2 separate regions of the Homo sapiens genome follow, and region 2 is linked to region 1. A link is an interaction called in ENCODE POLR2A ChIA-PET data of the cell type or tissue named here. Cell type or tissue: CD4-positive, alpha-beta T cell. All regions are shown on one strand. Links, peaks and the distances in the headings refer to the core of each region. The heading gives the core; the rest is flanking DNA.

Region 1 (14,585 bases), core at 2,986-10,985:
GATCACCTGAGGTCAGGAGTTTCAGACCAGCCTGGCCAACATGGTGAAACCCCGTCTCTATTAAAACAAAAAGCCAGGCGTGGTGCACGTACCTGTAGTCCCATTTACTCAGGAGGCTGAGGCAGGAGAATCACTTGAACATGGGAGGCAGAGGTTGCAGTGAGCAAAGATCCCACCACTGCACTCCAGCCTGGGTGACAGAGCGAGGCTGTGTCTCACAAAAAAGTGTCAAGCTAAGAGTTGCTTTCCCTTCCCACTGAAACAGTTGAAGCGCTGAAAACAGGCTAGGGGCAGCCCTGCCAGTCCAGGAGAACTTTCTGCAATGACTAGAACGTTCTATATACCGTTTACTTAAACATCTTACAAATTCAATAAAATTAGAATCAGTTCCTCAGTCCTGCCACACTTCAGTTGCTTAGCAGCCACACATGTATGTGGCCAGTGGCAACTGTTGGACAAGTCAAGTCTAGAGGGCTTTTCCCTAAAGACATTGCAGGGGTGACTTTGAAGAGCAGCCACATTAAGCCAGGAGACGCCAGCCCAATCAGGAGGTGACCCTGGAATATCAAGAGCTAAGAGATGTTTACCAAAGTATCCCACACGCCAAGGTCACATTTATTGCGGAACTGACCTGACCTCATTGGTGACACAAATCCCAGGGCTGCCATCCCCACCCCCAAGTCTCCATTATACACCAAGTCCCTGTGAACTTCATACTGAAGTGTCACAAACATAAAGGTGCACGAAGCCTTGAGGTATATACAATTCTGGGAACTTCACAAAAAACACGGCCAAGCAACCTACCAGGTAGCAGTGTGAGGAGTGGGACGGTGGGATTTTGAGGGGAAAATCTTGGTGGTAAAAGGGCCCAAAGACCTTTCACACATGCATTTTTTTGCTCAAAGGCCACTACTTGGCTTGTCTATCTTGGCCGGATATCTGGTGCACCCACATGCAAACTTTTCCCAAAGTCTTGGGCTTGTTTTTTTTTTTTTTTTTTTTCAGACAGAGTCTCGCTCTATCCAAGCTGGAGCGCGGTGGTGCAATCTCGGCTCACTGCGATCTCCACCTTCCAGGTTCAAGCAATTCTCAGCCTTCCAAGTAGCTGAGATTACAGGCGTGCGCCACCACGCCAGGCTAATTTTTGTATTCTTAGTATAGAGATGGGGTTTCACCATGTTGGCCAGGCTGGCCTCAAACTCCTGACCTCAAGTGATCGGCGCCCCCTCGGCCTCACAAAGTGCTGGGATTACAGGTGTGAGCCACCGCACTCAGGATTTTTTTTTTAATTTCTTTTTTTGAAGACAGGATTTCACTCTGTTGTCCAGGCTGGAGTGCAGTGGTAGGATCATAGCTCACTGCAGCCTCAAACTCCTGGGCTCAAGCAATCCTCCCGCCTCTCAACCTCTTGAGTAGCTAGGACCACAGGCACTCCACACCACAACCAGCCAATTTGTCTAATTTTTGTAGAGATGATTTGTTGATATGTTAACTTTTTTGCGGGGAGGGGGATGGAGTCTTGCTCTGTTGCCTAGGCTGGAGTGCAGTGGTGCAATCTTGGCTCACTACAACCTCCACTTCCCGGGTTCAAGTGATTCTCCTGTCTCAGCCTCCTGAGTAGCTGGGACTACAGGCACATGACATCACGCCCAGCTAATTTTTGTATTTTTACTAGAGATGGGGTTTCATCATGTTGGTCGGGATGGTCTTGATCTCTTGACCTCGTGATGTGCCTGCTTTGGCCTCCCAAAGTGCTGGGATTACAGGCGTGAGCCACTTCTACCTTCCTTTTTTTTTTTTTTTTTTTTTAATTTTTTTTCCTGAGACGGAATCTTGCTCTTTTGCCCATGCTGGAGTGCAGTGGCGCAATCTCGGCTCACTGCAACCTCTGCCTCCTGGGTTCAAGCGATTCTCCTGCCTCAGCCTCCCGAGTAACTGGGATTACAGGCGTGTGCTACCATGCCTGGTTAATTTTTTATTTTTAGTAGAGACTGGGTTTCACCATGTTGGCCAGGCTGGTCTTGAACTCCTGACCTCAAGTGATCCACCTGCCTCGGCCTCCCAAAGTGCTGGGATGACAGGCGTGAACCTGCGCTGGCCGATATCTTGATATCTTGATATGTTGCTCTGGCCCCAAGCGATTCTCCCACCTTGGCCTCCCAAAGCTCTGGGATTATAGGCTCAGCCTTGGGCTTTCTTTAATGGATTTATTTCACTTTTCCATGCTGCATCTCTGATCAGGTCTCAGAGCTCCTTCCATGACAGGACGTGTGCAACTGACTCATTCTTTGACCCACCTGCATTACAATACCAGCAGTGTTTTTTTTTTATAATCATAGAACAGCACTCAATAGGTCCATTTGGCCTATGGTGAAAAGCCGAGTCCTCCCATCCTTCCCCTGGCCCTGAAGTTCCCCATCCTACTGCACCACTATAGACACTGGCATTGGCATCACAGATTTTTTTTTTTTTTTTTCCTTTTCTCATTTTTGAGACAGAGTCTCGGTCTGTCGCCAAGGCTGGAGTGCAGTGGTGCAATCTCGGCTCACTGCAACCTCTGCCTCCCAGGCTCAAACGACCCTCCTGGCTCAGCTTCCCTAGTAGCTGGGATTACAGGCGCGTACCACCACGCCCGGCTAATTTTTGTATTTTTAGTGGAGACAGGATTTCATCATGTTGGCCCAGGCTAGTCTCAAACTCCTGACCTCAAGTGATCCGCCCACCTCAGCCTCCCAAAGTGCTGGGATGACAGGCGTGAGTCACTGCACCCGGCCTTTTTTTCCTTTTTTAAAAAAACCATTTTTGTGCTTCCTCCAAGAGATGAGTCTGTGCTTACATAAGCATAAACACAATTTCTAAATTTTCAGTTTTATTTTTTGACTGTGTAATCACAATACAACACTGGAAAGGATACAGAGAGTGAAAGTCCTCCCTCCCACCCTACCATCCGATTCCACACCCCCGAACTGGATACGAATGTTCCCCGTCTCTCCTGCGCCTTTCCTGAGATGCTGCGGGGAATACATTTTTCTTTTTTTACACAAGGAGTACATACTGTACACTCCGCTTTTTTTTTTTTTTTTTCTCACACAAGATGCTGTGAACATAAAGAGCTTCCTCATTCCTGTGCTATTCCCCACCTTTATTCTGGCAGGTCCACCCAGCTGGGTGTGAAGATCTAAATTAGTGTTTGGCGACCCCTGACTCCTCTCACATCGTTCTTGCTTCCGGATTTGAGTCCCAGTTTGATTGCTTGCTTTTGTTTTTTTTCTTTTCTTTTCTTTTCTTTTCTTTCTTTTTTTTTTTTTTTTTTTTGACACGGAGTCTTGCCCTGTCACCCAGGCTGGAGTACAATGATGCAATCTCAGCTCACTGCAACCTCCGCCTCCCAAGTTCAAACAATTATCCTGCCTCAGCCTTCCGAGTAGTTGGGATTACAGGCACCCGCCACCACACCCAGCTAATTTTTGTATTTTTAGTAGAGATGGGGTTTCACCGTGTTGGTCAGGCTGGTCTCGAACTCCTGACCTCAGGTGATCCACCCTCCTAAAACGTTAGCTGAGCATTAGCCAGGTGTGGTGGCTCATGCTTGTAATCCCAGCTCTTTGGGAGGCCGAGGCGGATGGATCACTTGAGGTCAAGAGTTCAAGACCAGCCTGGCCAACGTGGTGAAACTCTGTCTCTACTAAAAATACAAAGCTGGGCGTGGTGGCAGGTGCCTGTAATCCCAGCTACTCAGGAGGCTGAGGCAGGAGAATCGCTTGAAACTGGGAGGTAGAGGCTGCAGTAAGCCCAGATCCCACCACTGCACACCAGCCTGGGTGACAGAGCAAGACTCTGTCTCGAAAAAAAAAAACAGAAGAAACGGGAAACAGAAGTGCAGCTCTCATAGAGATGCTGTGACATCTGGGTGAGTTAGTGCATTTAGGAAACAAAAGAACATAGCGATGAAGAACCCAGCTTCTGGGGTAGGGGGGTGCCAAGTCCAAGTTCTGCTCACCACATTTCCTCAAACAAATGACAAAACCTTTCAGAGCCTCAGTTTCTTCCCATGTATAACAGGACTAATCAAACATCGCAGCCCCTCCTTTCTCACTCTTCTGGAGCTAGAACTCAGACAGCTAATCCCTGAGAAGCGCTTTATCCAGGCCAGGAATAGAGCAAGTGTGAATAACATTAGCAAATATATCTAAAGCACTTGGCAGAAAACCTGCCCCAGGCCAGGCGGAGCAGGTCATGCCTGTAATCCCAGCACTATGGGAGACCACCATGGGTGGATCATTTGAGGTCAGGAGTTCGAGACCAGCCTGGCCAATGTGGTGAAACCCCATCTCTACTAAAAACTGAAACATTATATCTAAAAGTCAAGCTGGGCCGGGCACAGTGGCTCATGCCTGTAATCCCAGCACTTTGGGAGGCCAAGGCGGATGGCTCACCTGAGGTCAGGAGTTTCAGACCAGCCTGGCCAGCACAGTGAAACCCCGTCTCTACTAAAATTACAAAAATTCGCTGGGCATGGTGGCAGGCACCTGTAACCCCAGCTACTCCAGTGGCTGAGGCAGGAGAATTGCTTGAACCCAGGAGACAGAGGTTGCAGTGAGCTGAGATTGCCCCACTGCACTCCAGCCTTGGTGACAGAGTGAAACTCTGTCTCAAAAAAAAAAAAAAAGGAAAGAATAAAGGAAATCTCAATGCACCAAACTTCCACTAAATACTAAAAATGGGCCAGGCGCAGTGGCTCACGCCTGTAATCCCAGCACTTTGGGAGGCCGAGGTGGGTGGATCACCTGAGGTCAGCAGTTCGAGACCAGCCTGGACAACATGTTGAAACCCTGTCTCTACTAAAAATACAAAAATTAGCCAGGCGTGGTGGCAGGTGCCTGTAATCCCAATTACTCTGGAGGGTGAAGCAGGAGAATCGCTTGGACCTAGAAGGTGGAGGTTGCACTGAGCCAAGATTGTGCCACTGCACTCCAGCCTCGGTGACAGAGCAACACTCTGTCAAAAAAAAAGAAAGAAAGAAAGAAAGAAAAAAAAAACACCTAAAAATGGCACAACACAAACAAGAAGCATCTATCTATATTCTCTATTAAAATCTAGGCCTTGGCTGGGTACGGTGGCTTGCGCCTGTAATCCTAGAACTTTGGAAGGCTCAGCTGGGTGGATCACCTGAGGTCGAAATCTCGCCACTGCACTCCAGCCTGGGCGACAGAGTAAGACACTGTCTCAAAAAAAAAAAACAAAAAAACTAGGCCTTAAAGAGCATGCACTCATCTTCTCTCCCACAGACCTGAGAGCACTTTCTTTCTTTTTTTTTTTTTTTTTGAGAAGGAGTCTCACTCTGTCACCTAGGATGGAGTGCAGTGGCGCAATCTTGGCTCACTGCAACCTCTGCCCCCGAGGTTCAAGCGATTCTCCTGCCTCAGCCTCCTGGGTAGCTGGGATTACAGGTGCATGCTGCCACGCCCAGCTAATTTTTTATATTTTAGTAGAGACAGGGTTTCACCATGTTACCCAGGCTGGTCTCGAACTCTTGAGCTCAGGCAATCCACCCGCCTCAGCCTCACAAAGTGCTAGGATTACAGGCGTGAGCCACCCCTCCTGGCTGAAAGTACTTTCATAGTCTGTTGACATCACACTTGCCCAAGGGGAAGCAGAGGCTGATTTCTCAAACTCCCTGATTATTAGTTGAGACACCTTCCCTCTTTGTCAGTGGGGCAGGAGAGACAACGGCAGGAGAATACTAAAAAATGTCCCCCGCTTTGTGGCAACTGTGAGTTCCCTTGAGGTCACCAACTACATCCTAATAATCTGTATCACCAGTTGCCAGAGTGATGCTTGCCCCGGAACTGACCCTTTGAGTGTTTGTTAAGTGAGTAATTAAGTGACAAAGTAATTCAGACAAGAGGACCTGCAACATTTTTCCTACGATAGTTCATGTCATGGTATGTGCAGAGGAAGGATAACCCAGCCCTCGGGTCAGCTAGTAGTCCCCACCACCCTTGCCAGGGACCCCACCCCCATACCCCAATTCCTTCAGCTTTCCCACCAGGGAGAAGCAGATATTCAGTCCGGGAGAGCCCCTCTTTCCTGAGGGACCTGTTTCTTTTTTTCTTTTTCTTTTCTTTTTGTTTTTTTTTTTTTTTTTGAGACCGATACTTGCTCTGTCATCCAGGCTGGGGTGCAGTGGCATGATCTCAGCTCACTGCAACACCTACCTCCCAGATTCAAGCAATTCTCATGCCTCAGCCTCTTGAGTAGCTGCGACTACCGGCACCCACCATCACGCCCAGCTAATTTTTGTAATTTTAGTAGCAACGTGGTTTCACCATGTTGGCCAGGCTGGTCTCGAACTCCCGACCTCAGGTGATCTGCCTTACCTCGGCCTCCCAAAGTGCTGGGATTACAGGCGTGAGCCACCGCGCCTGGCATGGGGGACCTGTTTCTACTTCACAATCTGTAGACTAGTCTATGGGCACAGTTCCTGAGGGACACCTCAGTGCTAGGCTCAGGAGATGCGCCAAGCAGAAAACTTGGCCATCTGGCATAGGGGAGGGAGGATGGAGCTCGTGAAACTCACAGTCTCCTAGGAAACACACCTGTGGGTTTCCGTTTCCTAGGGCTGCCACAACAAACTGGGTGGCTTCAAACGACAAGTAATTTGTTGTTGGTGGTGGTGGTGTTGAGACAGAGTCTCACTCTGTCGCCCAGGCTGGAGTGCAGTGGCGCGATCTCAGCTCACTGCAGCACCCGCCTGCCAGGTTCAAGTGATTCTCCTGCTTCAGCCTCCCAAGTAGCTGGGATTACAGGCACACATCACCACGCCCAGCTAATATTTTGTATTTTTAGTAGGGATAGGGTTTCACCATATTAGCCAGGCTGGTGTCGAACTCCTGACCTCAGGTGATCTGCCCGCCTCGGCCTCCCAAAGTGCTGGGATGACAGGCATGAGCCACTGCACCCAGCTTGCTTGTTTGTTTTGAGACAGGATCTCACTCTGTTGCCCAGGCTGGAGTGCAATGGCACAATCAGGGCTTACTGTAGCCTCGATCTCTTGGGCTCAAGCGATCCTCCTATCTCAGCCTCCCAAGTAGCTGAGACCACAGGCATGCACCATCATGCCAGCGTAATTTTTAAATTTTTTGTAGAGACAGGGTCTCACTGTGTTGCCCAAGCTGGCCTCAAACTCCTGGGCTCAAGCAATTCTCCTGCGTTGGCTTCCCAAAGTGCTGGGATTACAAGCATGAGCCCCTGTACCTGGCATTAACAAGTGAGGACGGCTTTCTCCTGGCTTCTGGTGGTTTCAGCAATCCTTAGCCTCCTTGGGCTTGTAGCTGCATCGCTCCAATCTCTGCCGCTGCCGTCCCGTGGCCCTCCCCTCTGTGTGTCTTTGTGTCTTCTCCTTTTCCATCTCTTATAAGGACACCCATCATTGGATTTCGGGGCCAGCCACCCTAATCCAGGATGATCTCATCTCGAGATCCTCCACTGAATTACATCTTTGAAGACACTTACTCCAAGTCAAGTCACATTCACAGTTCTGGAATGTGGACATATATTTTAGGGTGGGGCATCATTCAACTCATTAAACTGACCGAGCCACTTCCCATAGCCCGCAGCGTGGAGGGGAAGACGCCTGGCAGGCCCTGGACACACAGGCCAAGGGACAGGAGCTTGTTAGGGCGCAGGGAGGGGCTCCTGGAGCCAAGGCCCGGGGAAGAGGCCCCTAGGCTGGAGATCTGGGAACCACTCCCCCACAGGGCCATCCACACACACACACACACACACACACAGGCCTGGTGTGACTGGAATCGAGAGAACAGGAGAGAGCAGGGCAGGGCGTGTCTAGGAATGAGACAGGCCAGGCCCTGCATTCCTGAGTTGGAAGAGAAATTGAGAGTTAGGAGGGACAAGGCCTGATTTGCTTTTACCAGGAAGACAGAGCTGGGACCTGGGTTGTTTGCCTTCATGGGGCCCCAACGTTCCCCAGGAATATTATGCTGGACATCAATGTAGCCAGGCGTGACACCTGAAAATAAAAAACACTTTGGCTCACAGGGGCAGGTTCTTTGGGGGCTCATGGCCTCCTGGGGGGAGGTCCTCCGTAGAGAAAGGAGGTGACCTGATTTGGGTGCTCACGGGCGCCCCCTGGCCTCTGTGCGGAGAACTGACCGTAGGGGTAAGGGCAGAGCGGGTGGACCAGGACCGAAGCCATTCACCGCACCACCAGGCAGGAGGTGATGGGGCTGGCTGGACCGGGAGAGGTCGGAGCAGGTGGGGCGAAAGTAGCCCAGGATTTTTTTTTTTTTTTTTTTTTTTTTGTCTTGAGACAGAGTCTCGCTCTGTCGCCCAGGCTGGAGTGCAGCGGCGCAATATCGGCTTGCTGCAACCTCGGTCTCGGGGGTTCACGTGATTCTCCTGCCTCAGTCTCCCGAGTATCTGGGAGTACAGGCATGTCCCACCACGCCCAGCTAATTTTTGTATTTTTAAGAGAGGTGGGGTTTCACTATGTTGGCCATGCTGGTCTCAATCTCCTGACCTCAGGCGATCCACCCACCTTGGCCTCCCAAAGTGCTGGGATTACAGGCATGAGCCACCGCACCTGGCTGATTTTTTTTTTTTTTTGGCTTTGTTTTGTTTTGTTTATTAGAGACAGGGTCTCATTCTATTGCCCAGCCTGGAGTGAAATGGTGCGATCATAGCTCACTGCAGCCTCGACCTCCTGGACTCAAGTCATCCTCTTACCTCAGCCTCCCAAGTAGCTGGGACCACAGGCACGCACCACCACACCCACCCAAGAATACATCTTGGGGCCGGGCACGGTGGCTCACACCTATAATTGCAGCACTTTGGGGGGCTGAGGAGGGCGGATCACTTGAGGTGAGGCGTTTAAGACCAGCCTGGCCAATACGATAAAACATCATCTCTACTAAAAATACAAAAATCACCCAACCAATCAGAGAGCTCACTAAAATGCTAATTAGGCAAAAACAGGAGGTAAAGAAATAGCCAATCATCTATCACCTGAGAGCACAGCGGGAGGGACAATGATCGGGATATAAATCCAGGCATTCAAGCCAGCAATGGCTACCCCCTTTGGGTCCCCTCCCTTTGAATGGGAGCTTTGTTTTCTCTCTATTAAATCTTGCAACTGCAAAAAAAAAAAAAGAAAAAAAAATCAGCGGGGCCTGGTGGTATGCACCCGTAATCCCAGCTACTTGGGAGGCTGAGGCTGAGAATCATTTGAAACTGGGAGGCCAAGTTTGCGGTGAGCTGAGATCGTGCCACTGCACTCCACTCCAGCCTGAGCGACATAGCCAGACTTTGTCTTTAAATATATGTATGTATGTATGTATGTATGTATGTATGTATGTATGTATGTATATCTTGGGCCAGAGATGAGATAGGTGGCTCCCTCCTGTAATCTCAGCTACTTGGGAGGAGGCTGAAGCAGGAGGTTGAGCCCAGGACTTCAAAATCAGCCTGGGCAACATGGCAAAACCCCATCTCTATGAAAAATACCAAAATTAGCTGGGTGTGGTAGGACACCCACTCGAGCCTAGGAGGTCAAGGCTACGGTGAGCTATGATGGCACCACTGCACTTCAGCCCGGATGACAGAGCGTGACCCTGTCTCAAAAAAAAAAAAAGAGAGAGAAGAAAAGAAAATATTGTGCCTATAAGAAAAGCTTTTTAAAAATATCTGATGTGTCTGTGAGTTTCACTGTCATTGCTTGCCCATTGGGATTTAAAAAAAGGAAAAGAACAGAAAAGAAAGTAGTGCTGATAGGACGTGCTGCTGACAGAGCTGGACTATGAGAGAAAGGTAGGAGTCGGCTGGGGCAGTGGCTTATGCCTGTAATCCCAGCACTTTGGGAGGCCAAGGCAGGAGGATCATTTGAGCTCAGTAGTTTGAAACCAGCCTTGGCAACATGGTAAAATCCCATCTCTACAAAAAATTAAAAATTAGCTGAGTGTAGTGGCCCGTACCTGTGGTCCCAGGTACTTGAGGGGCTGAGGTAGGAGGATTGCTTGAGCCCAGGATGTTGAGGTTGCAGGGAGTCATGATTTTGCCAGTGTATTCCAGCCTGAGTAACAAAGCAAGACTCTGTCAAGAAAGAAAAGAAGAGGAGAGGAGAGGGAAAAGAAAGGAAGGAAGAGGGAAAGGGAGGAAGGGAGGGAGGGAGGGGAAGGAAGAAGGAAAGGAAGTAAGAAAAAAAGGAAAGGAGAAGAGAAGAGAAGGAAGGAAGGAACGAAGGAAGGAAGGAAGGAGAGAAAGAGAGAAAAAAAGGAAGGAGAGAGAGGAAGGAAGGTAGGTAGTATTTAAGTCTTATTCCAAGGTTTGGGGCCTGATCAACTGAAAGAATTGCTATCACCATGCAGGGGAAGACAGGGTAAATGGCACATTTGGGGTGTCAATCAAGACCTCAATTCCAGATGGGTTCAGTTTGAGATGCCCTGAGATGTCCTTATAGAGAAAGCAAGACAGAGAAATACCTCAGGAGTTCAGGGAGAAGGGCTGGTGTGGTGTTTATCATCACCACTGTTGCCATTTGTTTCTCTTTGCTTCTGCAAAGACCCCTCTAGAAAACAGTGTGACCTGCAGAGCTGCTGGGTGTCACTTCCTAAAACCCAGCAGTCAAAGGCAGGTGTCAGGCCGGGCGCAGTGGTTCACGCCTGTAATCCCAGCACTTTGGGAGACTGAGGCAGGTGGATCACCTGAGGTCAGGGGTTCAAGACCCACATGGCAAAACCCTGTCTTTACTAAAAATACAAAAATTAGTCAGGCATGGTTTTGGGTGCCTGTAATCCCATCTACTCAGGAGCCTGAGGCGGGAGAATTGCTTGAACCTCCGGGAGGCAGAGGTTGCAGTGAGCCAAGATTGCGCCACTGCATTCCAGCCTGGGAGACAGAGCAAGACTTCTGTCTCAATTAAAAACAAACAAACAAACCAAAAAGGCAGGTGACAGTGCTGGGGCTGTAACCTGAGGCCACAGGACTCAGCCCTGCCTCCAGGATCACCTGGCTGGGGCTATGTCCCTTGGTGCTGTCCCTCCTGTCCCCCACATCTCAGTCCGCCCTGTCCCCAAAGTTGAAGAAAGTAGAACTCACTCCCTTGAGGGACGTCTCATGTCCTGGGGTTGGAGCTAAGATTCCACATCGATGAGTTACTGTGCATCTTTCAGCTCATGTCTCCCCTCTCTGAGCCTCAGTCTCCTCCTCTGTAGAGTGGGGGTGCTATCAGTCCCATCCCCAGGAGCTCAACATGATCCAGTGAAATTAGACATGAAAAGCGACCAGCACAGAGCCTGACACACAGCGAGGATCCAATACAGGTTTCTATTTCTATGGTGTGTCCATTATGACATATTGCGTCTATCTATGATTGTGCCCTCAGCACATTTTAGTAATGGCAGCTGGTATGCAGTAAGTGCTTACTATCTGCCTGGCACCATCGGGGCATTTGACATGGAATAGCCCATTTAATCCTAACATGCTGATAACCACCTAAGGAGGTGTGTACTATTATTTATTTTATTTTGTTTTTTTTGGAGACGGAGTCCCGCTCTGTCTCCCAGGCTGGAGTGCAGTGGGATGTTCTCAGCTCACTGCAACCTCCGCCTCCGGAATCAAGCTAACTGCGACCTCTGCCTCCCGAGAATCAAGTGACTCTCCTGCCTCAGCTTCCAGAATAGCTGGCATTACAGGTGCACGCCACCATGCCCAGCGAATTTATATATATATATATTATATATATATTTTTAGACGGAGTCTTGCTCTGTCACCTAGGCTGGAGTGCAGTGGCAGGCTCTCGCCTCACTGCAAGCTCCACCTCCCGGGTTCACGCCATTCTCCTGTCTCAGACTCCTAAGCTGGGACTACAGGCGCCTGCTACCACACCCGGCTAATTTTTTTATGTTTGGTAGAGACAGGGTTTCACCATGTTGGCCAGGATGGTCTCGATCTCCTGACCTCGTGATCCACCCGCCTCGGCCTCCCAAAGTGCTGGGATTATAGGTGTGAGCCACCACGCCTGGCCTGTATTTTTACTAGAGACAGAGTTTTGCCATGTTGGCCAGGCCGGTCCCAAAGTCCTGACCTCAGGTGATCCACTCACCTTGGCCTCCCAAAGTACTGGGATTGCAGGCATGAGCCGCCACACTCGGCCTTTTTTTTTGAGATGAGGTCTCACTTTGTCACCCAGGCTGTAGTGCAGTGGAGTAATCTCGGTTCACTGCAACCTCCACCTCCCAGGTTCAAGCGATTCTTGCGCCTCCTGAGTAGCTGGGATTACAGGTGCACACCACCATACCCGGCTGATTTTTGGCATTTTTAGTGGAGACAGGGTTTCTCCATGTTGGTCAGGCTGGTCTTGAACTCCTGGCCTCAAGTGATCCACCTGTCTCGGCCTCCCAAAGTGGTAGAATTACAGGTGTGAGCCACCACGCCCGGCTGGTGTGTATTATTATTATCTCCATTTTACAAATGAGGAGACCGAGGCACAGAAGAGGATGGGCTTCACACAAGGTCACAGAGCTGCTGAACAGCACAGGTTATGGAGAAAAAGAAGACCATTCTACCCCACAACCTCAGGTGGACTACGGATGGAATAAAGACTCAGGAAAAGTAACACCATAGAATGGGCCGGGCACAGTGGCTCATGCCTATAATCCCAGCACTTTGGGAGGCCAAGGTGGGCAGATCATGAGGTCAGGAGTTCGAAACCAGCCTGGCCAATATGGTGAAACCCTGTCTGTACTAAAAATACAAAAATATTAGCCAGGCGTGGTGGCATAGCCTGTAATCCCAGCTACTCGGGAGGCTGGGGCAGGAGAATTGCTTGAGCTCAGGAGGCAGAGGTTGCCGTGAGCCGTGATCACGCCACTGCACTCCAGCCTGGGCGACAGAGCAAGATTCTGTCTCAAAATAAATAAATAAATAAATAAATAAAATAACAAAACCAAAAAACGTAGAATGAAGAAATGAAAATGGGGCCAGGCGCAGTGACTCACGCCTGTAATCCCAGCACTTTGGGAGGCCAAAGTGGGCAGATCACGAGGTCAGGAGATCAAGACCATCCTGGCTAACACGGTGAAGCCCCGTCTCTACTAAAAATACAAAAAATTAGCCATACATGGTGGCGGGCGCCTCTAGTCCCAGCTACTCGGGAGGCTGAGGCAGGAGAATGGCATGAACCTGGGAGGCAGAGCTTGCAGTGAGCCAAGATCGTGCCACTGCACTCCAGCCTGGGAGACAGAGCGAGACTCCGTCTCAAAAAAAAAAAAAAAAAAGGAAACTGTGGAAGAGTCAGGTGCGGTGGCTCACTCATGCCTGCAATCCCAGCACTCTGGGAGGCCAAAGCGTGCGGATTACTTGAGGCCAGGAGTTCAAAACCAGTCTGGACAACATGGTGAAACCCGGTCTTCACTAAAAAATACAAAAAATTAGCTAGGCATGGTGACACATGCCTCTAATCCCAGCTACTCGGGAGGCTGAGGCGTGAGAATCGCTTGAGCCTGCGAGGTGGAGGTTGCAGTGAGTTGAGATCACATCACTGCACTCCAGCATGGGTGACAGAGTGAGACTCTGTTTCAAAAAAAAAATAAAGAAAATGTGGAAGTATAAGTTTGCCATATAGGGATGAAAAGGCCTTCTTTTGTTTTGTTTTGGGAGATAGGGTCTTGCTCAGTCACCCAGGCTAGAATGCAGTGGTGTGATCATAGCTTACTGTAGGCTTGAACTCCTGGGCTCAAGTGATCCTCCCACCTCAGCCTCCTGAGTAGCTGGGACTATAGTCCAGTGCCTCCTTTTCTGGCTAATTTTTATTATTTTTTGTAGAGACAGGGTCTCATTATGTTACCCAGGCTGGTCTTGAACTCCTGGTGTCAAGCAATCCACCTGCCTCAGCCTCCCAAAGTGCTGGGATTACAGGCATGAGCTAGTGTGCCCAGCCAAGCATTCTTAATATAACTTCACAGTGAGTTCTATTATATCAAAATTAAGAATTTCCCTCCAATGAAGGATATCATGGGTGAAGCAAATTTTCCCCTGACAGAGTGGGAGGACAAATATACAATGTGTAAAACTGCACCTAGGTCATCAGGAGAGTTACATGGTTTAATAAATAGGAAGTTCTTGGAATGATGCCTGGCACATAGGAAGCTGTAGCTCATAGCTCACTGTAGCCTCGACTCCTGGGCTCAAGTGATCCTCCTGCCTCAGCCTCCCGAGTAGCTGGGACTACAGGCACACAGCACCACACCCATTTTTGTAGAGATGGAGGTCTTGCTATGTTGCCTCGGCTAGTCTCGAACTCCTGCCCTCAAGGGATCCTTTCAGCCTCAGCCTCCAAGTCACTGGGATTAGAGGCTGCAGCCACTGCACTCAGCAAAACAATGATGTTCTAACGCACACAACCTTCCCTTCTGCATGTGTTAGCTGGCATTCAAGGATGGAATTTTTTTCTTTTTTCTGTTTTTTCTTTTTCTTTTTTTTTTTTTTTTTTTGAGACGGAGTCTCGTTCTGTTGCCCAGGCTGGAGGGCAGTGGCGCAATCTCGGCTCACTGCCAGCTCCGCCTCCCGGG
Region 2 (14,585 bases), core at 4,311-12,310, 50 kb before region 1:
GATGGGAACCCAATTCCAGCGGAGGCGGGGCTGTATACGGCGGAAGCCCAGCGGCACACGCCTCCCCGCCACCACAGCAGAGAGGCCGCGGTCTCCACCTCCCAATGCTCGCAGTGCAGGCGGCAAAAGCAGCTGCCCAGCCAGGCGCCCCATCCTAGGGGCTGGTCCCTCCACATGGGACCCCAAGTCCCAGGGCAGAGAGGGGTAAGGCAGCCCCTCACCTCGTAGGTGTAGTTGGGGCAGGACACCAGCAGGAAGAGCCACGTGAAGGGGTTCTTGGTGGGGTATGGGATCTTCCGCGTCTTGGACCCTGGCAGGCAGGACAGAAGGAGAAAGTCAGACCCCCTCACCCAGCCCAGCTGTCCCCCTGCCCCCAGCAGGCACTCACCAGCGGGCCGCAGGTCCCGCAGGGCCATGTGGATGGAGAAGTTGCCGAGCTGGCAGATCTGTCAGAGAAGCAGGATCAGCCTAGGGCCGCCCAGACTCCCCCGACCCCGTCCCCACACCCAGCCTCCTTACCACAAAGATGGCGAGCGCCAGTTTCACCTGCTGAGCTCCGTAGGCTGAAGAGGAAGCAGGGAGGGGAGCCCATGAGGGGAGGACCCGCTGGGTGGGGACCGTGGGGGAGGGAAGGATGGTCTGAGGCCACTTACTAGGGGGAGTGTAGAGAGGGTGATTGATGTAATAGGCCATCCACGCGGCGAAGCCCCAGTAGTAGGTGCAGTTCTGAAAGGGAGCAGGGCAGGGATGGGACTTGGGCCAGCACCGGACAAGGCAGATGCTGCCCATGTCTCATCCCGAGGGGCCTGGGAGCATGGTGGGAAAGGACAGGAGGGGCCTTGGGGCGGGGCTGGGGAGGATAGGCGGGGCCAAGGGGTGAGGCTAGGGCAGGGCTCTGTGAGGGCGTGGTGGACAGGAGGGGCCTAGGGGTGAAACTGGGGCGGGGCTCTGCAGGGGCGGGGCTGGGGGGATAGGCGGTGCCTAGGGGTGGGACTAGGGTGGATAGGCAGGCCTAGGGGCCCGACGGGGGCGGGGCTGGGGAGGACGGGCGGGGTCTAGAGGCTCTGCGAGGGCGGGGCTGGGGAGGTTAGGCGGGGCCTAGGGGTAGGGCTCTGCTGGGGCGTAGTGGCAGACAGGAAGGGCCTTGGGGTGGGGCTCGGTGGGGGCGGGGCGGGGTGGGGCAGAAAGGCGGGGCTTAGGGGTGAGGCGGGGACGGGCTCTCACCTTGAAGATGTTGCGCAAAGGCATAGTGCCATGGGAGAAGCGGTGCACGAAGAGCGTCTCCAGCAGGCGCTTGATGTAGTGGAATGAGTGACAGATGCAGGCGAGGCTGGTCGGGGGGAGCAGGCTCAGCTGGGGCTGGTCCGGCAGGTCTTCTGCCTTCCCCTACCCTCCTCCCACCTGCCCCACTTACTGCACCACTGTATGCCGACTGGACGTAAAGTCATATTTGTGGCCATAGATGAAGGGCACTCGGAAGTAGAAGAGCAGGTAGATGAAAAGGGGCCCCGCGTACTCTGTTAGGAAGACCTGAGAGTAGAGGGGGGCAAGATGAGTCACCCAACGTGGCTGACGGGAAAAGAGGCCGTGGGTAGGGTCAGGACTCACCGTCACCCAGCTGATCTGGGCCCCCAGGTCCCGGAAGTACAGTGTGGCCGTGGTGCCCACGGGCAGCTTCTGCAGAACATCCTCATCCTTCAGGGACTTGCCCTCTGCAGAGAGGCGGGCCAGGGCTCAGGGGCTACCCGGGCCTTCTCCCACTGCCACCCAGGAGCCCAGGGGGCGGGCCGAGTGGACAGCTGTACTCACTGGGGTCCAGGCGGAGGGACTGGCGGGCGGGGTACCACTGCGGATCTGCGGGGAGAACAGGGCAGTTACAGCCCACAGCCTGGCAGGGCTCAGCCGGTCCGCTGCCCAGCCACTGTGCCAGCTTCTCAGGGTTCCCAGGGTGCAAGGACCCCAGGACTCCACAGCTCCTCCCACCTGGGGGCAAACCCTCAGGCTTGTGCGGTTTCAGGACACAAGCCAGAAGAGCGCGGGCAGAAGCAGGATCTTGTCCTTCCCAGAGCCTAGCAAGGGCGTTCCTGCGGAGTGCCACGTGGAGGCGCCTGCCCCAGTCACGCCCCAGAAGCCTGGGCCACACTGGGGCATCTCTGCAGGCCCCTGGGAGAGGGGTGCAGGATGGGATCCCTCCCACCCTAAGGTCCCTGGTCAAAGGGGTTGCAGGGGCAGTGTGGCCGGGACTAGAACTCACGGGTCTTAGTGAAGAGGTTCTTGATCTCCGCAATGGTGGCGTGGGGCTCCACCTGGGGGAAGCACAGGCGCAGGGACGTCAGCTCTGCGGGGAGCCCAGACTCAGGATGGGGAGGTACTAAAGGGGATGGCAGGCTGGGGGTTGGGCTGTAGCTATGGGAAGGGGGAAGGGCTGGGGTCCAGGCCTCTGCCTGCAGTCAGGGAAGGACCACCGAGGGCCCTGCCAGTGCAGTGACAGCAGGGGTCTGGGGCTCCACTTTTACCCTCAGCCAGCAGGCCCCCAGCCCGGCTAGTGGCGGATTAAGCATGGGAAGGCAAGCCTGCTTCTCTGCCCCTCCTCTCCACTTCTCACCCATGACTCTCCCAGGAGCAAAGGCCCTCTGTCCTCCCCAGGGACAGCGCAAGCCCCTTCCCCCAGGCCCGGCCTCAGCAGGGGCAAGGCTCACTCCTCCACCGCCCTCCCAGGACCAAAATCCCCGCAGGGTCCACTGAGACTCCTGTGCCTCCATTTCCCCGCCACACCCAGGGGACATGGCTATCCACCCTACCCCAAGTGAGGGCATACCCCTCCATAGGGCAGGGGGTGGGGCACAAAGGGCCCCACTGGACAGCTCCTGGGCTATAAGGATTGGGGTCCCGGGCCCAGTGCCCTTGGCCCAGTGCAGCCCACGCCCCAGTCCTACCTTGTCCAAGAAACACAGCTTCTCCCTTGTCTTTGCGTCCAGAATCTCCACCTCGAAGAAGAGAACAGCCTTTTTAGGTTTCTTGGCCACCTTTGGGGGTGTGGGCCTGGGGAGCCCATTGAGGCCAGGGAGGAGGCCTGGGGTGGCCTCCCGGGCCAACAAGCTCAAGTTCAAGTCCATGCCGCCTGCCACCAGCCCTGCCACTCGGCTCTGCCCACGGTGGCCAGCAGCCCCAGCTGCCGGCCGTCAGCCCCCACCACCGACCTCCCCACGGGAAGCAGCCCTGGGCCGGGCAAGCGCGATCAAATTCTGCCGCGGTGCTGGAAAGGAGCCCGTGCCGGCCCTGGCACTGCCGACTTCTGTGCCAGATGTAACCCGAGTGGCAACCACAGCCACAGCCCAGCTAAATATAAAACCACCCCAGACTGCGCCCCCCAGGAGCCATGCCACAGACCTTCTCTGAGGGGGGCTTGGGAGTCTCCCCGGGGAGCCAGGCTGCCCTGAAAGCAGCTTTTGAGTGGTCACCTCAAAACCCTCAACGGCACCAGCACAGGGAAAGCCCCAGGGGCAGGCATGACAACACCTCCCAGCCCCCGCCCTGCACAGAGCCAGTGGCTAGAGGAGAGTGAGAGGCCAGCGGGCCGTGCAGGCCCCAGCCCGCAGCTCAGGCCTAGGGAGTTCACTGGGCTTGGAGAAATCCCAGCTATTTTGAGAATCCGCGAGACAGATCATCCATTTCCCCTTCTGAGCTGTAAGAGACACTTTGGATTATTTTCCTTGTGCATTTGTGTTACCAGGGAGGTGACAGATTCTGGAGTTATGGGTGCAGAGAGCCTCTCTCGAAGTGTGGAAAGGATCGGGGTGTGTGGAAGTTTTAGGCAACCGCCTCCAGCTTGGGCTGATGAGGTCTCCCCAACCTTCCTCCCCACCCACTTCTCACCTTATAGCCACCTGTGGGGCAGGCTTTCCACTGAGTCAGCCCAAACACTGCACCCTCACCCAGGACCTGCGCCCCACTAAAGCCCGGCGCTTCCTGCGTCCAAGAGCCAGGCCTGTGCCAGCCCCTGAGGTAGGAGTCTGGCCCAGCCCTCCCTGAGCCCCCAGGCCAGTGATGAACGATGGGGGTGCAGAGGGGCAGGGCTGGAGGGAGGCAGCCCCCGGGGATCTGACCCACCCTATGCAGGGGTCAGTGCAATCCTATTATACAGGGGTCGTGGCAAGCAGGCAGGCCTGATCCCAAGTCAGCCACCAGCCAGCAATTCTTGGGGGACCCTTCCTACCCACAGAAACCCAGCGGGGGCCCCCAGAGGCTGCCTGAGGAAAAGGAGCAGGACACAATGCTCAGAAACAAACCTCTGGGCTGGGGCCATCCCAGGGCAGGCCCACCCACCCAGAGCCCAGGGAGACCGGGCCACGGCAGCTAGGGCCCATCCTGAAGATGAGGGCACCACGGTCAAGCCAGAGAAGCTGGGTACCCCTCCTGCACATTCCCAACGACAGCGGGAGACAAGGGGGCTTGGTGGCCTGCACTCGGGAACCGTAACCAGCCCTGCCTTGTAGTCCCTGGGGGACCCCAGGCATGTCACCTCTCTCTAGGCCTCAGAAGGGGGCAGGTAGGAAGCAGACTACCTCCCAGGACTGTGACGGTCCCCTGAGACAATGCATGGGGTACACTAGGTGACCCCTGACAGATGGGAGGCACCCCATGGGATAGGAGGCATTGTTGCCCGTGGGTTTGGTTCAGATCCCCACTCCCCTGCTGGCCTGGCAGTCACCACAGCATGGGGGCCTATTTCCCCAGCCATGACACACTCGCCCCCACTTCCTGGACAGGAGGGTGGGAATGGGCCCAGCAGCCAGGAAATCCTGGCCCACGGGGCCTCCTGAGTCCCTGCTGTCAACTCCAGGCACTGCCTGGCCTTGTGGCCTCTAGGGGAAGGTTACTGAACTCCTCCAAGCCACAGCGATAACAAGGCCAAAGAGCTGGCACATGGAGGGGCCAGAAAAAAAGAGCTCGGTCACACCACGCAGGACGTTGGGCCCCACCAAGGGGATATGTAGGATAGGGACAGAGGACACGGGGCGGGATCCACGGGAAAGGGTTAGCACAGCAGGGCCCTGGGCGGGCACGGGGCCTGCCCTGTGGCTGCAGGTATATTAATAGTTCCTGGGCCCCAGGCAGGCAGTGCCCACATGCTTCCAAGCCCGTGTGGCCTGTAGGAAGGCAGCCTAGCGTCCACAGGGAGAGAAGGCCTCCGAGTTCCTGCTGAACCACTCAACAGCTTAAAATACAACCAGCCCCTCTCCCTGTCCAGCCAGCTGCTAGTGGGAGGGGTGAAATCGTACCCTGCTCCCCCCAACCTGGGCACCAAACCAGGGCCCAAGAGGGAGAGTACGGCCATCGGGGTCCCGGCTAGCTGCTGGGAGAGGACGCCGGGCTGCGGCAGGAGGGGGTAGCGAGAGAGGGGCCACGCTCACAGCTGCAGCAGTGGTGCCCAGGCCAGCCTGAGGCCCAAGGAGAGGAGACGCCCAAACCTGCAAGGAGGTAAGCCCGGGCTGCAAGGCAGCACCTAGGGGCCCCTACAGACAAGAAATGCCCAAGGCTAGGGCCACCTGGGCAGGATGAGTCCTCAGTGGGACGGCCGTCCGTCTCCCATTTCCTGCCCCAAATCCCCAGCTCGTCGGCCATCTCCTCCTAGAGAGAGGACTGAAAGGCTCTGGGGGGAGCAGGAGACCTCTCCATACTATTCTTGCAATTCCCTGTGTCTCTATAATTTTTTTTTTTTTTTGAGACAGAGTCTCACTCTGTCGCCCAGGTTGGAGTGCAGCAGTGCGATCTTGACTCACTGCAACCTCCGCCCCCCAGGTTCAAACGATTCTCCTGCCTCAGCCTCCAGAGTAGCTGGGATTACAGGCACACACCACCACATCCAGCTAATTTTTTGTATTTTAGGAGAGATGGGGTTTCACCATGTTGCCCAGGCTGGTCTCGAACTCCTGAGCTCAGGCAATCCACCACCTCGGCCTCCCAAAGTGCTAGGATTATAGGCGTGAGCCACCTGGCCCGGCCTATAATTATTTCTAAGTAAGAAAGTTAAATAAGATATTCCAGGTGGGGTAAAAGAAATAAGTTACGCTAGGAAACAAGCCAGACACAAAGGTCCCATATCTATGCAAAATACCCAGAGCAGACAGACAGAAAAGCAAATTGGAGGGGCCAGGGGCTGGGCGGGGGGAATGGGGAGTGGCTGCTGCTGGGTACCCGGTCTCCTTTCAGAGTGAGGAAAATGTTCTGGGACGAGACAGAGGTGGAGGCTGCACAATGATGCACGTGCACTCAATGCCACTGTTCACTTTTAAATGGTTAGTTTCATGTTACATGAATTTCACCTCAATAAATTATTGTTTAAAGGGGTGAGGGGTAACAAACAGGCCCCACATACCCATCAAAATAAAAACAGTCGGGTGGGAGGAGCAGGAGAGGTTCCCCACCCCTCAGAGGGAGGGCCTAATGTGAGACCTCATCGAGGGCTCCGCGCCCCACACCCCACTGCCACCCCAATCTCTGCTCTGTGCCTGCCACACACACACACGCCTGCCCAGGCCTGAGGCCAACAGGGGGCAGGGGCTCCCAGGGGAAGCCCAGGGCTGCAGAGGGTACAGGCAGCTGCTGAACAGAGCCCCAGGCAGGGGATCCTGAGCACAGACGGGGAGGTGGCAGGCTCTGGCCCCATCTCCAGGAGAAGCGGTGAGGCAGGGAGGACAGACAGGACCTTCTGAGGAAGCCCACGGAGCCACTCGGAGGGGCTGGGAGGGGCTGAGATGCTCTGGGTGGATGAAGGGATACCTGTGGGAGGGGGGCTACTGGTGTCAGCGAGGTCCCAGCACTGGCCACGGGCAAGGGGTGAGACCACATAGCCTCAGGCACGACGGGCAGGGAGAGGGCAGGAACGGGCAGACAGGCAGGCACTCTGGCCTGGGGCACAGGCTGGTGGCTCTGCCGGCCTGTGGCTCTGTGATGACAGTTCCACTAGCCTGAGAGGAATTCTCACCAGGAGGCCCAAGATTCCCGGGGCCCAGCCAACAGCAACTCGTCGCAGCACGAGGTCAGGGCAGAGCCAAGAGCCAGGACACACGGTGCGGCGTGAAGCGCACCCTGCAAGAGGGAGCAGGGGCGAGGTTTGTGCCTCCCAAGCCCAGAGGGGAGTGCCGCAAGCAACAGAGCCCGTCTTCACTGTCTTTGTGGTCATGAAGATATTACTAATGGGGGCAGGAGGAGTGAAAAGGGGGGCTCTCGTTGTCTAAGCACTTGTCACAGCTCCTGGGAACCCGCCCGCCTGGTGGGTGAACAACCCAGAGAAGCAGACCTGCCCATTTCCTGGCTGTGTGGCCCTGGGCAAGTTACCCAACCTCTCTGAACTTCCATCTACTCATGGCAAAGTGGGCTGTCCCCAGCTGCCATCTGACAGGGTTACCGTAATCATCCCCAGTTTAGGATAAATCTTATTAAGGATAAATATAGGCCGGGCGTGGTGGCTCACGCCTGTAATGCCAGCACTTTGGGAGGCCGAGGCGGGCGAATCACGAGGTCAGGAGATCGAGACCATCCTGGCTAACACGGTGAAACCCCATCTCTACTAAAAATACAAAAAATTAGCCGGGTGCGGTGGTGGGTGCCTGTAGTCCCAGCTACTCGGGAGGCTGAGGCAGGAGAATGGCGCGAACCCGGGAGGCAGAGCTTGCAGTGAACCGAGATCGCGCCACTGCACTCCAGCCTGGGCGACAGAGCAAGACTCCATCTCAAAAAAAAAGAATAAATATGATGACCGGGCACGGTGGCTCATGCCTGTAATCCTAGCACTTTGGGAGGCCAAGGTGGGCGGGTTACCTGAGGTCAGGAGTTCAAGACCAGCCTGGACAACATGGCGAAACCCCGTCTCTACCAAAGATACAAAAATTAGCCAGGCGTGGTGGTGCATGCCTGTAATCCCAGCTACTCAGGAGGCTGTGGCAGGAGAATTGCTTGAACCCAGGAGGAGGAGGTTGCAGTGAGCTGATATCGCACCACTGCACTCCAGCCTGGGAGACAGAGCAAGACTCCATCTCAAAATTTAAAAAAAGAATAAATATGATTAGGCGGGGCACTATGGCTCACACCTGTAATCCCAGCACTTTGGGAGGCCGAAGCAGGCAGATCACCTGAGGCCAGGAGTTCGAGACCAGCCTGCCCAACATGGTGAAACCCCGTCTCTAATAAAAATACAAAAATTAGCCAGGCATGGTGGTGTGTGCCTGTAATCCCAGCTACTCAGGAGGTTGAGTCAGGAGAATTGCTTGAACTCAGGACGGTGGAGGTTGCAGTGAGCTGAGTTTATGCCATTGCACTCCAGCCTGGGCGACACAGCAAGACCCTGTCTCAAAATAAATAAATAAATAAATAAATAAATAAATAAATAAATAAGATTAGACCAACACTAGCAGAACAGCCATGCCAGGTGCACAAGGGGGCCAAACCCTGGCAGGATCCACAGGCCCCTTCTCCTGGGACGCTGACCATGCTCTTGAAGGGGCCCATCCACAGGAAGCCAGGGCCAGAGAGCTGGTGCACTGATGCCTCGCCCAGCTGGTCACAGTGAACCCAAACCCTAACAATAGCGAGATACTTTCGGTGCAGAGGCCGAGCTGACCCGTCACCACCGGGATGACTGGCTGCAAGCGGCGGAGGCTGCGACGCTCCCCACTGCCCCCTTGTGGCCGCACAGACTTACTCCCGCCTGCTGGAAGGGCACCCGCAGCAGCCGGCTCAGGAACAGTCCCAAAGCCGATGTCAGGGACGGAGACAGCTCTGGTGCAGAATGGGACCTTAACCCTGGCCCTGCCACCAGCCAAGAGAGCTCAGGGAGCCTGCATTCATTTATCCATTCATTCATTCCTGACTCCCTCCTTCCCATACCCCAGGCACTGTTCCAGTTCCTGGGATATGGCAGTGAAAAAAACCAAGCCAGCCTCTGGGGTTCATGGGACCTGAATTCTAGCCTGTGCGTGCTGGGCAAGCAGGGGGTGGGGGCAGATAGCCATAGCATGTTTTGTCACCAAGAGTTGTGAACAAAACTAGAAGGTTGTGGGGGAGGTCACAATGTGGTTTTTTTTGTTTTTGTTTTTTTTTTGAGAGAGTCTCGCTGTCGCCCAGGCTGGAATGCAGTGGCGCGATCTCGGCTCACTGCAACCTCCAAGAGGATGGCCATTTGAGAGTGGTCAGAGAAGCCCTTTCTGAGAAAGTGGCGTGTGAACAAAGGCCAGTAGACAGTGGGGGAACCAGTGCAGTCCAGGCAGAGGGAACAGTAAGTGCCAAGGCCCTGAGGCTGGACCATACCTAGCGTGGCTGAGCAGGAAGGAGTCCTGTGTGGCCTGAGCAGAGTGAGTCAGGGAGAGAGTGGGAGGAGGTGAGGGCAGAAAGGTGATGTGGCGGTCTGTGCCACGGCTTTGTGGGCCACGGGGAGGACGTTAGCTTTTACTCTGAGTGAAGTGGCAGCCATAGAGGGTTCTTGAGCAGAGGAGGGATGAGACTTGGCTCAGGTTCAAGACTTGGCTTCCCCAGCTTTACCTGCTTGCCACTGCTGGGTGGAACAGACTGGAGGAGTGAGGGCAGAAGCTGGGAGCAAAGAGGGAGCTATAGAGAGGTGAAAAGTGGGCTGGGCGCAGTGGCTCACGCCTGGAATCCCAGCACTTTAGGAGGCTGAGACAGGATGATCACTTAAGCCCAGGAGTTCAAGACCAGCTTGGGCAAAATAGCAAGGCTCTGCCTCCACAAAAAGTATTTATAAAAATTAGCTGTGTCCACGCATGGTGACTCACACCTGTAATCCAAGCACTTTGGGAGGCTGAGGTGGGCAGATCACCTGAGGTCAGGAGTTCGAGACCAGCCTGGCCAACATGGTAAAACCCCGTGTAAAAACACAAAAATTAGCCAAGTGTGGTGGCACACACCTGTAATCCCAGCCACTTGGGAGGCTGAGGCACAAGAATCACTTAAACCCAGGAGATGGAGGTTGTGGTGAGCCAAGATTGCACCACTGCACTCCAGCCTGGGCAATAGAGTGAGGCTCTGTCTAAAAAAAAAAAAAAAAAAAAAAAAAAGAATAAATAAAAATACAAAAAAATTTGCTGGGCATGGCAGTGGGCACCTGTAATCCCAGCTACTCAGGAGGCTGAGGCAGGAGAATCGCTTGAACCCAGGAGGCAGAGGTTGCAGTGAGCCGAGATCACACCACTGCACTCCAGCCTGGGCCACAGAGCAAGACTCCATCTCAAAAAACAAAAATAAAAAATTAGCTGGGTGTGGTGACTCGCACCTATGGTCCTACCTACTCCTCAGGGGCTGTGACAGAAGGATCGCTTAAGCCTAGGAGTTCCAGGCTGCAGTGAGCCATGATTGATTACACTACGGCACCCCTGCCTGGGGGACAAAGCAAGACCCTGTCTCAAAAAAAAAAAAACAAGGCCAGGCGCAGTGGCTCACGCCTGTAATCCCAGCACTCTGGGAGGCGGACGTGGGCAGATCACAAGGTCAAGAGATCAAGACCAGCCAGGCTAACATGGTGAAACCCCATCTCTACTAAAAATACAAAAATTAGCTGGGCATGGTGGCACACGCCTGTAGTCCCAGCTACTCAGGAGGCTGAGGCAAGAGAATCGATTGAACCCAGGAGGCGGAGGTTGCAGTGAGCAGAGGTCAGGCCACTGCACTCCAACCTGGTGACAGAGTGAAACTCCATCTCAAAAAAAAAAAGCACAAGGCAGAGACAAGCAGTGAAATTCTGGACAGATGTGGAGGTGAAGAGTGGGTGTGGCCTGAGAGTGGAGTGGGTGTGGGGATGAGAGGTACAGGGAAGGAGGGAGGAGCAGGCACCACCTGAGCCAAGGCTGGAAGAGCTGAGCCTGCAATTCCTGCTCATCCCCTGGAGGCGCAGCCTGAAGGCCTGGCACACACAGCCATGCACAGAAGGCCTCTGGAGCTTCGGCTTCCCCAGCTTCACAAACAAGCCAAGACTGGTGCTTCCCAGTCCTCTCCCGGCTGTAAACAAGCAGGTTCAATGGCCTTGCTGGCGGCAGAGTCCACACCACAGGACCCAGCAAGGCACCTGCCTGCCCTCTCAGCCCCAGAAGAGGGGCAGACCCGGGCCAGAGCGGGAAGCTTGGATTCTGGGCCGGCCTCATCTCCCATGGCTTATGAACCTGAAACTTCTGTGTGTCCTAGGACGTGACCTGCCTAATGGTGATGAGTGAGAACAGCGACCAACAGTTATTTCACGTTCCCTGCCCGGGGCTGGAACTGCCACAGCTTCCCAGACATCTCTCCTGCAGCAGCCGGAGGGAGCAGGAGCCATTAGCTCCGTTTCACAGATGAAGAGGCCAAGATCTAAGCAGTAAATCCCAGAGCCCAGAAGACCACGCGTGCATGTTGAAAGCCAGGCCATACCCCACCACACATGGGCCTCCAGGGCCCCCTTGCAGAGCTGATGTGGTGCCGCACAGCCCACCTGTTGAGCTCAAAGCTCCGGCAGGCTCTCTCGGACCCCGCAGGGGACTGCACTTCCTGGTAGGAAGCATCTCCCGAGTCTGGGGCACAAGAGGCCTGGCTGGGGGTGCGAGCCCTGGTCAGTGCAACCAGGGCCCCAGGTAAAGACACAAAGGGCCTGACAGGTCCTGCAGCTGGCCAGCCAGGCACTCACCATCCCCGCGCCGGGCACAAGCGCTGCTGCACTCATCGCCTGAGCTCCCTGTCCAGCCAATGCCCAGCATAGAGGTCGGAGGCCTGGCCCGATCATGCCCAGAGCCACGCCGGCCACCTCGCCCCCATCACCTCGCCCCCATCACAAATGCAGAGACTCCGGCACATTCATCTGGACTCCGGCTCAGCGGCTCAGCCCTCTCGGCTCCCTTTCCTTCCCACTTCCAGAAATATCAAGTCAACCTGCTAATGCCAGGATGGCTGAGAAGACCTAGGGCTCAGCTGCCAGGAACCCTGCACAGGCCACACCTGCTCGGCCAGAAATACCACCTTCCCCAGTGGCCTCAGTGTATGACCTCGTTTCTCAGTGGCACCCGGGGGCGGCTGCACCAGCCTCCCCGAGGCGCCACAGTGGAAGCAGAATGTCACCCAGGGTGGGGAGGAAGGGCTGAGAGTGGCTGACCTCCCACTCCCAGGTCCCTGGACCGCTCTGCTCCTGTCTTCTACCTGTGCTGGCAAGACGAGAGGTGCCAGGGTCTCAATGCCAATGTCTCTGGGCTCTCGGATCCGAGGCCAGGGCCAGGTGCAGAGGCAGCGGTAGCCCGGGACCCGGAGAAGCTGGAGCTGCTGTTCCCATCCAGCAGAGCCCCGAGCGAGCAGGTAGCAATCCAGCCTTGGAAGATGGTCATCGGACGCACGAGCTCCTGGCTTGGGCGAGCAGCCACAGCCATTCATAGAGGATGAATATGGCACAAGACAAACACAGTGGGAAGTTGGAGAACCTGGGTCTCAGCCCTGGGCCTGCCCCCCATTCTCAGTGGTACCCACAGCCTACACCCATCCCTGCGGTTGTGCCCTCAGGGCCTCCGAGGAGCACTGGCCCACCCAGAGCGACGCTGATCTCGCCCGTTTCATTCAGACGTGACATCTATCAGATGCTCACCCTGTACCTAGGACTATGCTGAGACTGCCACCCAGGCCTCACCCAGGCCCTATAAGAAAAAGACTGGGCCGGGCGCAGTGGCTCACACCTGTAATCCCAGCACTTTGGGAGGCCGAGGCGGGTGGATCACGAGGTCAGGAGATCAAGACCATCCTGGCTAACACAGTGAAACCCCGTCTCTACTAAAAGTACAAAAAAAGTTAGCCGGGCATGGTGGCGGGTGCCTGTAGTCCCAGCTACTCGGGAGGCTGAGGCAGGAGAATGGCGTGAACCCGGGAGGCGGAGCTTGCAGTGAGCCAGAGATTGCGCCACTGCACTCCAGCCTGGGCGACAGAACGAGACTCCTCTCAAAAAAAAAGAAAAGAAAAGAAAAGAAAAAGACTGTGATGCCTGTTACGTGGCTTGGAAAACTGGGGCTTGGGAACGAGGAAGCCCTCGCCCAAGGTAAGTAGCCTGGAAGTGCCCATGTGAGTGTCCACCCAGCTTGCTCAGGCCCAAAGCTCCTACAATAAAATAATGCCTCCATCCTAGAGAGCAGGGCTATGTGCAACAGAGAAAGGAAAAGGCAGGCCGGGCACGGTGGCTCACGCCTATAATCCCAGCAGTTTGGGAGGCCAGACTGGGAGGATTGCTTGAGCCCGGGAGGTCAAGGCTGCAGTGACCTATCATTGCACCACTGCACTCCAGCCTGGGGGACAGAAGACACGCTATCTCAAAAAAAAAAAAAAAGAAAAAAGAAAGAAAGAAAGAAAGAAAAGAAAAAGGCCAGGCGCGGTGGCTCATGCCTGTAATCTCAGCACTTTGGGAGGCCAAGGTAGATGGACTGCTTGAGCCCAGGAGGTCAAGGCTGAGTTATGACTGCACCACTGACTGCACTCCAGCCTGGGCGACAGAGCGAGACTCCATCTCAAAAAAAAAAAAAGAGAGAAAGAGAGAGAGAGAGAGAGAGAGAGAGGGAGGGAGGGAGAGAGAGAGGGAGGGAGGGAGGGGGAGAGAGAGAGAGAGAAAGGAAAGAAAAAGAGGAAGAAAGGAAGAAATAAAGAAATAAGGGTAAAACCAAACAAAAGAAAAACAAAAACAAAAAAACAAAAAACCCACCACCCTGGATGCGATCCTCCAGCAGACACCAAGAACTGAGCCTCTCTGCCTGGCCTGAGGACCCAGCCCGCTGGCCTCTGCCCCACAGCCTCACACAGCCAGGCTGTACCAGAGCAAAAGGTCTATCAGCAACTCATACCACAGCGGGGCCCAGGCAGGGTTTACAGCTGTGGCAATGCCTCCTGCATGTTTTCCTGTCACTAGCTAAGACAGCCAATGGGCCTAGAAAAGCAGGGGCGCGTCCTCAATGCTGACTGAGAGGCACTGCCACAGGGGGCGGTGTCAGACCTGCCTTGCCTGTCTGCTTCTCCAACTAGTAAATGGGTGTGCCTGCAAGACCATCTAACACAGGGACTGCTTAGGAATTAGGGAATTCCTGCAGCCTGTGCAACATGTCAAAACTCCTTCTCTACACAAAATATAATAATTGGCCAGGTGCAGTGGCTCACGCCTGTAATCCCAGTACTCTGGGAGGCCGAGGTGGGTGGATCACCTGAGGTCAGGAGTTCGAGAGTAGCCTGGCCAACATGATGAAACCCTATCTCTACTAAAAATACAAAAAAATTAGCTGGGTGTGGTGGTGGGTGCCTGTAATCCCAGCTACTCAGGAGCCTGAGGCAGGAGAATCGTTATGAACCTGGGAGGTGGAGGTTGCAGTGAGCCGAGATCGCACCACTGCACTCCAGCCTGGGTGACAAAGCAAGACTCCATATCAAAAAAAGAAAAAAAAATAGTGTCTTTGCAGATATAATTAAGGATCTTAAGATGACATTATCCTGAATTTAAGGTGGACTTAATAAGAGAAAGGAGTGTCCTCATAAGTAAAAGGAGCGGCCGGGTGTGGTAGTTCATGCCTGTAATCCCAGTACTCTGGGAG

What was found. ChIA-PET counts read pairs that join two places held together with the same protein. Peaks named below come from ENCODE experiments on the same cell type or tissue, not always from the same donor. Only the 100,000 strongest peaks of a DNase experiment are listed, where the experiment ranks them.
Region 2: POLR2A ChIA-PET joins it to region 1 with 10 read pairs; 23 of 35 experiments call an interaction of 5 or more read pairs at or near these places.

The regions. Positions count from the first base shown.
Region 1 is chr19:14,499,167-14,513,751 of GRCh38, reverse strand. No RefSeq gene overlaps it. Among named protein-coding and RNA genes, the nearest start is that of GIPC1, 10 kb to the right of the region's middle. In CD4-positive, alpha-beta T cell, for the core only: a CTCF peak has its summit at 8,130; DNase peaks (open chromatin) are centred at 5,178, 5,751, 6,611 and 8,141; H3K4me3 peaks cover 590 bases; H3K27ac peaks cover 2,235 bases.
Region 2 is chr19:14,550,927-14,565,511 of GRCh38, reverse strand. TECR (trans-2,3-enoyl-CoA reductase) reads right to left here. Exons shown (of 13, transcript NM_138501.6): 2 at 2,937-2,987; 3 at 2,255-2,306; 4 at 1,810-1,854; 5 at 1,609-1,712; 6 at 1,415-1,530; 7 at 1,225-1,330; 8 at 654-726; 9 at 520-563; 10 at 389-446; 11 at 222-310. It also overlaps a transcript of DNAJB1 not described here. Among named protein-coding and RNA genes, the nearest start is that of NDUFB7, 14 kb to the left of the region's middle. RefSeq lists enhancers at 1-245, 1,862-2,669, 8,116-8,996, 8,997-9,878, 13,332-13,831 and silencers at 823-972, 8,651-8,750. In CD4-positive, alpha-beta T cell, for the core only: CTCF peaks have their summits at 8,498 and 8,697 (motif pointing left); DNase peaks (open chromatin) are centred at 8,681 and 9,411; H3K4me3 peaks cover 616 bases.